Regions from separate parts of the Homo sapiens genome. Here region 1 is linked to region 2. A link is a contact called in ENCODE Hi-C or POLR2A ChIA-PET data. All regions are on one chromosome and are shown on one strand. Each heading gives the region's core, a stretch centred on a gene start or an enhancer-like site at or near the end of the contact. The rest is flanking DNA. Distances are from core to core; before and after follow the strand shown.

Evidence for each region. A loop is a pair of places that touch in the nucleus more often than their neighbours do. ChIA-PET counts read pairs that join two places held with the same protein, here RNA polymerase II (POLR2A). Pooled maps may share reads with other maps.
Region 1: a map of naive thymus-derived CD4-positive, alpha-beta T cell shows a loop between it and region 2 (15-fold over the local background). The contact joins the promoter of TIMM17B here to the promoter of ARAF in region 2. A Hi-C loop is called at or near these places in 1 of 168 maps with a recorded cell type or tissue (naive thymus-derived CD4-positive, alpha-beta T cell) and 8 of 50 pooled maps. POLR2A ChIA-PET finds 5 or more read pairs at or near these places in 1 of 52 experiments (SK-N-SH).

The regions. Positions count from the first base shown.
Region 1 is chrX:48,896,245-48,900,262 of GRCh38, reverse strand. TIMM17B (translocase of inner mitochondrial membrane 17B) reads left to right here and starts at 2,495. Exons shown (of 6, transcript NM_001395498.1): 1 at 2,495-2,539; 2 at 3,405-3,504. The coding sequence starts at 2,514. PQBP1 (polyglutamine binding protein 1) reads right to left here and starts at 2,333. Exons shown (of 7, transcript NM_001032382.2): 1 at 2,181-2,333; 2 at 1,687-1,771. The coding sequence starts at 1,753. RefSeq lists enhancers at 1,670-1,889, 1,940-2,309, 2,600-2,799, 2,830-2,979.
Region 2 is chrX:47,558,314-47,562,484 of GRCh38, reverse strand. ARAF (A-Raf proto-oncogene, serine/threonine kinase) reads right to left here and starts at 1,280. Exons shown (of 16, transcript NM_001654.5): 1 at 1,234-1,280. It overlaps LOC124905184 (a long non-coding RNA gene), which reads left to right and starts at 1,046. Exons shown (of 2, transcript XR_007068225.1): 1 at 1,046-1,401; 2 at 3,938-4,171. RefSeq lists a silencer at 914-1,213.

The DNA of each region.
Region 1 (4,018 bases), core at 1,246-3,745, 1.3 Mb before region 2:
TTTTATTTTTTTGAGATGGAGTCTTTCTCTGTTGCCCAGGCTGGAGTGCAGTGGCATGATCTCGGCTCACTGCAAGCTCCGCCTTCCGGGTTCACACCATTCTCCTGCCTCAGCCTCCCGAGTAGCTGGGACTACAGGCATCTGGCACCACGCCCGGCTAAGTTTTTTGTATTTTTATTAGAGATGGGGTTTCACCCTGTTAGCCAGAATGGTCTCGATCTCCTGACCTCGTGATCCGTCCACCTCCGCCTCCCAAAGCGCTGAGATTACAGGCATGAGGCACCCTGCCCGGCCTGGGATCATTGACAATTTTATTAACCACAAGGTCTATACCTTGCACACAGTAGGCTTGTAATAGATGTCAGTTATCAATAAGGAGAAGATATATTTTCCAGTGCCTGGCACACTATAGCCCCAAATAGATGCCAGTTTTTAGTATTACTGATAATAAGGTGTGATTTGCAGCCAGAGCACAGTAGGCCTAAATGATAGATCCTCACTGCAACTACGCTTGGCACACAGGAGACAGCAGTAGAGGTTAGCAGTACTTCCTATTAGATACTATGTCATCACCCCCATAGAGTAATCCATGGGATTTAACTTGGCATACAGTAGGCCCCAAATAGGCATTAGGTGGTCAGTATTATTTTGTTGTTTTTTTTGGATTTTTTTCAGACAGGGTCTCCATGTGTCGGCCAGGCTGGAGTGCAGTGGCACAATCTCGGCTCACTGCACCCTTGACATCCTAGGCTCAAGAGATCCTCTCACCTCAGCCTCCCAAGTAGCTGGGACTACAGGCATGCACCACAACACACGATTAATTTTTGTATTTTTTGTAAAGACGGGGTTTTGCCATGTTGCTCAGGCTAATCTCTTAATCCCTAAACTCAAGCAATCTACCCGCCTCAGCCTCCTAAAGTGCTGGGAATGCCAGCTTGAGCCGCCACGCCCAGCCAGTCAGTATTGTTAAGAATGAAATATCTGCCGGGCACAGTGGCTTATGCCTGTAATCCCAACCCTTTGGAAAGCCAAGGGTGGGGGGTGGATCACCTGAGGTCAGGAGTTAGAGGCCAGCCTAGCCAACATGGTGAAACCCGTCTCTACTAAAAATGCAAAAATCAGCCGGGTGTGGTATCACGTGCCTGTAATCCCAGCTACTTGGGAGGCTGAGACAGGAAAATCGCTTGAGCCCGGGAGGCGGAGGTTGCAGTGAGACGAGATCACGCCACAGCACTCCAGCCTGGGCGACAGACCGAGACTCTGTCTCAAAAAAAAAAAAAAAAAAATTGCCAGGTGTGGTGGGGCGGGGCGTGCCTGTAGTCCCAACTACTCGGGAAGTTAAGGCAGGAGAATCGCTTGAACCTGGAAGGCGGAGGTTTTAGTGAGCCGAGATCGCGCCACTGCACTCCAGCCTGGGTGCACAATAAGACTCTGCCTCAAAAAAAAAAAAAAAAAAAAAAAAAAAAAAAAAAAAAAAGAATGAAATATCTATTCCCCCAACCCCCTCCACTTGACACGCGGTAGGGATGGATGTCAGGAATCCACATTGTTAACAACGAAAAATGCCTGCCACCCCATTGCTTGGTGCACAGTTGGCCCATGCTAGGTATCAAGCGTCAGTATCAACAACAAAAGTGCCTGTCGAGGCTGGCACGTGTTAGGACCATCTGCTTTTAGCTGTCTCACCAGGCTCCAGATGTTTGAGGATGCCTCTCTTGGCCAAGCGGGTCTGCAGCGCAACGGGCAGCGGCATAGCTGATAGCAGACAGACCTAGGGACAGACGAACAAACTGACAAGCAGCTCAGATAAAGATTCCTATCTGGATCCCGTAACCAAGCGCCTCCCGTAAACATGTACTCATCTGACTCCGATCTACTCAAATGAACCAGTAGCTGGGTGGACAGAACATACGCACTAAAAGATGTAAGAGGTAGGTGGCAATATCATCGCAACTCCCACCAACCCTACTGTCCCCGAAACCAGGTGCTCCAGGGCCCTGTTCCTCTCCCAGGCCCAGGCTCCGCCCACAGCCTAAGAAGCCCGGCCCCTCCGCACTTCAGAAATGGGCTCATCCAGCGTCCCCATGACTGCCGGGTGGGAGAAACCAAAGCGCTGGGATGGGGGAGCAGAGGGCAGCACTTCCTCCAGCTCCAAAAGAGTGCACCCACCCCAACGTTACCAATACACTCGTGCAGGTAGTGGAAGGCTGTCACACCGCCCGTCTCTCTCGTGTCGCCGCTACGATACCTGGGCCCACACGACTCTCTTCCCAAAACACCGAATGAGACCTTCTCTCAACGAGGCCTTCACTCCCCGAGCCTGAAAGTAACTGGACTACGCTCAGGAGGCAATGAACAAATGGCAGAAACTCGATTGGCCAATGAGAGTGCGTCCTTGGCGTGACATGCGGTATAGCGACCCAATCGCTGCCCGGTAATAGGCGGAAAGCTCCGACGCCGGTGTGCGTCTACGCTGGGGGCGTGGCCTGACTGCGCGGCCAGACGCCAGCGCCATGGAGGAGTACGCTCGGGAGCCCTGGTACGGCAATGGGCACAGGCATCCGGAATATTGCTGCGACGCCAAGGCCAGCCGTGGGGGTCGGGCGGGGGAGGCATCGGCCGCACAGAGCCATGTACCAGACTCGGGGGACTCTTAACGTATCTCCCGCTACCCCCACTCGGTTCCTGTCATTCGGGCTCCGTTATGAGGGGCCACAACCAGAGAAGGTGCGGCGAAGGCCGAACCACGCCATGTTTCTCCTGACTTCGTAATCTCCTAGCCCTGTTAACGAAAAAAGACACGCTGGACGATCCATCCCGGCTAGGGGTGGTACGGTGTTGACCGGAAATCCCCAGAGTTGCCGCCAGTGGTTTTTCCCAGGTCGCCTTTGTCAGTGGGGGGCGGGGCACGGATGAACCTGTTGAGGGCCGGCGGGGACGGTGGATGCTTCCCGCGGTCGCTCTTGGTTTTTCCCAGTTGTGCCGGATTGAAAAGGGGCGGGGCATGGTTGGACGGGCTCACCGTCGGAGAAGGGGTGCGACGCGGTCCTGCTTTGCTGACAGTCTGTCTTGGCTAGTTAACACGCCTATGTCGCTTATTGAAACGTCAACTCTGCGTGTGCCAATTCATTTAATCTTTGATCACAGTAAAACCGTTGGCTGATTCCTTGGTTGGTAGACAGGGCGAAGACTAATATTTCTCCCCCTTTGCCCCATTTCTCGCTTTAATGGGGGGGTGTGTGGAAAAAGCGTGACAGAACTAGCTCATTATTATCTGAAGTGTTTGTTCCTACTTAGGAACTTCCCATTCTGGTGACTTGGTTTCTCCCAGTTAGAAAAGAGTTCGTGTGACAGGACCTGGGGGAGGGCTCACATTAACCCCGTCCTTCCCTTCCTGCTTGCAGCCCATGGCGAATTGTGGATGATTGCGGTGGAGCCTTCACTATGGGTGTCATCGGTGGCGGAGTCTTCCAGGCCATCAAGGGTTTCCGCAATGCCCCTGTTGTGAGTCCAGGCCTTCCCTGGGTTGGTGTGGGGTTAGCTATCTTGCCCACAAGGGAGGCTGCTCTGAAAACTGCTTGGAGCTGCCAGTCACGTGCACTTATTCATTCTGGTGCCCACTCACCTACTATGTGCCGAGCCTGGCTCCTGTATCTGGGATTTTGTAGGGATTGCAAACATGGCCTCTGTCTTCCACCCTCCACCCCACCCAACTGGAGCTCCTCTGTGGAAATGCTGTGTCGTTCAAAGAGTCATCACCAAATTTTAAATGTATGTGCAAAGCCAGACAGTTTTTTTTTTTTTTGAGACAGTCTTGCTCTGTTGCCCAGGCTAGAGTGCAGTGGCACGCTCTTGGCTCACTGCAACCTCTGCCTCCTGGGTTCAGGCAATTCTCCTGTCTCAGCCTCCCAAGTAGCTGGGACTACAGGCATGTGCCACCAGACCTGACGAATTTTTGTAATTTTAGTAGAAATGGGGTTTCACTATGTTGGCCAGGCTGGCCTTGAACTCTGGACCT
Region 2 (4,171 bases), core at 31-2,530:
TGACAGAGTTTCGCTCTTGTTGCCCAGGCTGGAGTGCAATGGCATGGTCTCAGCTCACTGCAACCTCCACCTCCCAAGTTGAAGCCATTCTCCCGCCTCAGCCTCCTGAGTAGCTGGAACTACAGGCGTGTGCCACCACGCCCGGCTAATTTTTTGTATTTTTAGTAGAGACGGGGTTTCACCATGTTGGCCAGGCTGGTCTCGAACTCCTGACCTCAGATGATCCACCCGCCTCAGCCTCCCAAAGTGTCCTGGTTTTTTAACAGAGAACGGGGGAAATGCCAGTTACTGTGGTGAGGGAGGAGTCGCAGGCACGGTGATGGGAAAGAGAGGATTATCAGATACTGCCCTTAGTTTGGGGAAGATGGAGGTTGCACCAAACATGTCCTTAAAGGGCACTGTGGACATCCCTAAGCCCTGGGGTGTAATGTTGATGTTAGGACCACAGACACCGTTGTTAGGTGGCTAATGGAAGTCCCAAGCCTCTATGATGAGGAATTCATGGGGGGGGGGGGTCACTACATACTATGCGGAAGGGAGATGTAACAGGCGTCACTAGGGACTGTAATGGGGAGAAGGGTGGAAATGGAAATGACCAGACATTGAGCCGAACTGGGGAGGTAATGGTGGACCACCAGACATTGTCATAGCAAAAGGAGAAGGAAGGTATGGTGTTGCGGGGAGAAAAATGGAGGTAAAGAGGGAGCTCCAAAATTCTCCTTGACAACCTGTGAGGGGTCACAGGCATATTACTGGTCTAAACTGAATGAGGGATCATGGAAGGCGGTTACAGAGGCGAGAATCCTGACATTCTCCCGGCGGGGGCGGTCAGACACTGATCCAGAATAAGGAAACCGGGGAGTGAACCGCGTTTCCACACACTCCCCGCAGTTGGTAAGGAAAGGTCATTGGACACCTTAGCGGGGGTTAAGACGGAATCCCGGCACCACTCGGTCGGGTCCCGCCTACCAAAGGGCTTCCGGCTCTGCGCAGGCGCACCACCACTAGCAGCGGGCGAAACCATCACCCGCAGCCTTGCCCGCCTATTCCTGTTACCCACCCCACCCCCGCTGTCGACGATGGTCTCGCCCCGGGTCAAACCACTCCTCCGGTTCCGGGCAGGGAACGCCGGGGCCCAGGCGCAGCCATCCTGGAGCTGAGCTTTCGGTCCGGGCTCCCTGCCCGTGCCCGGCAGCCGCTCCAGAAACCGAGCCCTCCCGGGCCCGCCCTCACCTGTCACGCCGCTACAGCCGCCGCCGTCTCCATCTTGGGCCTCTCTTCTTGTTTCCTCACAGAGTCCGCCTCCGTCGCCTCTCGGACTCTCGTTATTGGCTCTGCGGGACTCAGCCTTCCACCCTTATTGGGTCAGGGTCACGTCTGTCAAGGCAAGACCAACGGAATGTGAGTCGTGTTCCGGATTAGGAGGGGCCGCCTGAAACGTCAAGATCTGGGGCAAGCGCTCGTCCTGACTCGCGCAGGCGCAGTTGAGGCAAGACCTGCGTGCCTAGGGCTTTAACCCCAACAGTGGCATAGACGTATAAAGCAGAACACAGGTCATTTGGGGCTGACCTTAGGGCTTTGGCATCTGGGCGGAGAAATCCTTAAGTACCCTTTTTGGGCCAGTGCCCTAAGCACCCTTTTATGATTTTCCCGTGTCTCAGTTTTTACCATCTTTGAAATGGGTTGGAATCAGAACCAATGATCGGCGATGTTCACCAGCTCTAGGAGACTGTAGTTCATAGCCTTTGAGGACAGCGGGTCTCTGGTGTGGCGGGGGCTGGGGGACTGGGCCTAGGAGGGGCGGCCTGCTGTCTGGGAGGCTTCCTTTAGGAATGGGGTTGATTAGGACTATGAAAAACTAGTCACAGGTGGCCAGGTGAAGAGGGAAGTGCGGACCTGGAAGGGAGCACGATGCCAGTCAATGTGTGGAGGTATTGTGGGGTAAACACAAATTTTTAAAGATCGAATTTTCCCTGGTGTCAAAAGAGAAAGACGTCTCTCTTAGAGCATTTCCTTTAGAAAACTTGTAACTGTAAAATTTTCTCTGTCCCTTTGAGATGTATGTAAGTCCTTTTAAAAGCTAAATCTCTTGCCAGTTTTACATCCCCGGAATGTTTTTCTTAAGAGCCTTGTAGCCATCTCTTTGAAATGTAAACATCAATGAAAATAGCACCCCTGTCTTTCCCTGTCTTCGTGGGAATTTGATCTGCGTGCCTGGCTTCAAGTTATTACCTGCTTGTCATAGAGATATGAGTTTTCGTTTTCCTTTGGATAAAGGCAATTAACTAACACAGATAGCCACCCTAATTACCAGGTGAATTTGGGATGAAGTATGTGTACCAAATGGTGCCGTCAAGTTTCTTGAGCACAAGTTATTGTTTGAGAATATGTTTGTAATGGGCTGTATCTGCCTGCTACATAAACGGATGAGATTTCTTTCTGTCTTTGAAACCTCTTTAGCAGATTGTTTGTGATGTGCATCACAGTCTGGTGTAATGCTTATTCAGTTATAAAACTTTCCATTCCTGCCGGGTGCGGTGACTGATGCCTGTAATCCCAGCACTTTGGGAGGCCAAGGCGGGCGGATCACTTGAGGCCAGGAGTTCGAGACCAGCCTGGCCAACATGGCAAAACCCCGTCTTTACTAAAAATGCAAAAAAAAAAAGTCAGCTGGGCGCGGTGGCGCGCGCCTGTAATCCCAGCTACCTAGAATGCTGAGGCAGGAGAATCACTTGAACCCAGGAGACAGAGATTGCAGTGAGCTGAGATCACGCCACTTGCCACTTGCACTCCAGCCTGGGTGACAGAGTGACCCTGTCTCAATAAAACAAAAAACAAAAAAAAACTTTTCATTCTTGTCTACTTTGTGGAGAGGATTCATTGGGTTGGCACGAGATTCTCTTTTTAATTATTTCCCCAACACCATGAATGGCCTGTTGTGTTTCAAGTGACTGCATTCTCCTGTTTGGAGATTTAGCATCCTTTGGCAATGTAATGGGAAAGATCAGAGGAAGGTCATAGGTGAGGGGGGGCCTCAACATATTTCAATCTGTATTTATCACATGGCTTTCTCTGTCTATAAGAAGGAAGACAGAAGTTCTGCCTACTGGCCTCCCATATAATTTCCATTTCCCAACTCCCCTTTTCTTTTCTTTTCTTTTCTTTCTTTTTTTTTTTTTTTTTTTTTTTTGAGACAGAGCCTTGCTCTGTCACCCAGGCTGGAGTACAGTGGCAAGATCTTGGCTCACTGCAACCTCCGCCTCCTGGGTTCAAGTGATTCTCCTGCCTCAGCCTCCTGAGTAGCTGGGACTACAGGCGCCCACGACCATGCCTGGCTAATTTTTATATTTTTAGTAGAGACGGGATTTCACTATGTTGGCCAGGCTGCTCTGAAACTCCTGACCTCAAGTGATCTGCCCACCTCGGCCTCCCAAAGTGCTGGGATTACAGGCTTGAGCCACCACACCTGGCCCCAACTCCACTTTTCTATTCGGATCTTCACCATTTAATGGCTAAAAAAATTTTTTTTTTTTTTTTAGAGACAGGATCTCACTATGTTGCCCAGGCTGGTGTCGAGCTCCTGGCCTCGTTCTCCCAACACTCTAGGATTACAGGCATGAGCCACCATGCCCAACTCCAATGGATAAAATTAAAAAGACTGACAATACTATGTATTGATGATAATGTAGAGCAATTGGAACTTTCATACATTGCTATTGGGAGTGTAAAGTGGCACAAGCACTTTAGAAACAGTTTGGCAGTTTCATATAAAATTAAACATAGACCTGCCATGCAATCAATCCAGCAATCTCACTCCTAGGTATTTACTCTAGAGAAATGAAAACACATGTCCAATGGTGTGCTGGTAAATGTTTGACAACCAACGCTCCAGGAAGAAAACAGCTCTAATTTGTACTGTCCCCATGGCTTATTTCAGGCTACCAATATGACAGTCGCTGAACCAGATTTAAAAGAGATGCACAAAATCCGCTCTGGTGAGCCAGCTACAACATGCTACTATTACAATATGTCTGCACAAAAACTTGTATGCAAATGTTCAGATTAGCTTTTTCTTAATAGCAAAAAACTGGAAACAGCCCAGGTGTCCAGAAACAGAACTGACAAAAAAATACAACAATGGGATTATGGAATACTACTCAGCAATGAAAGG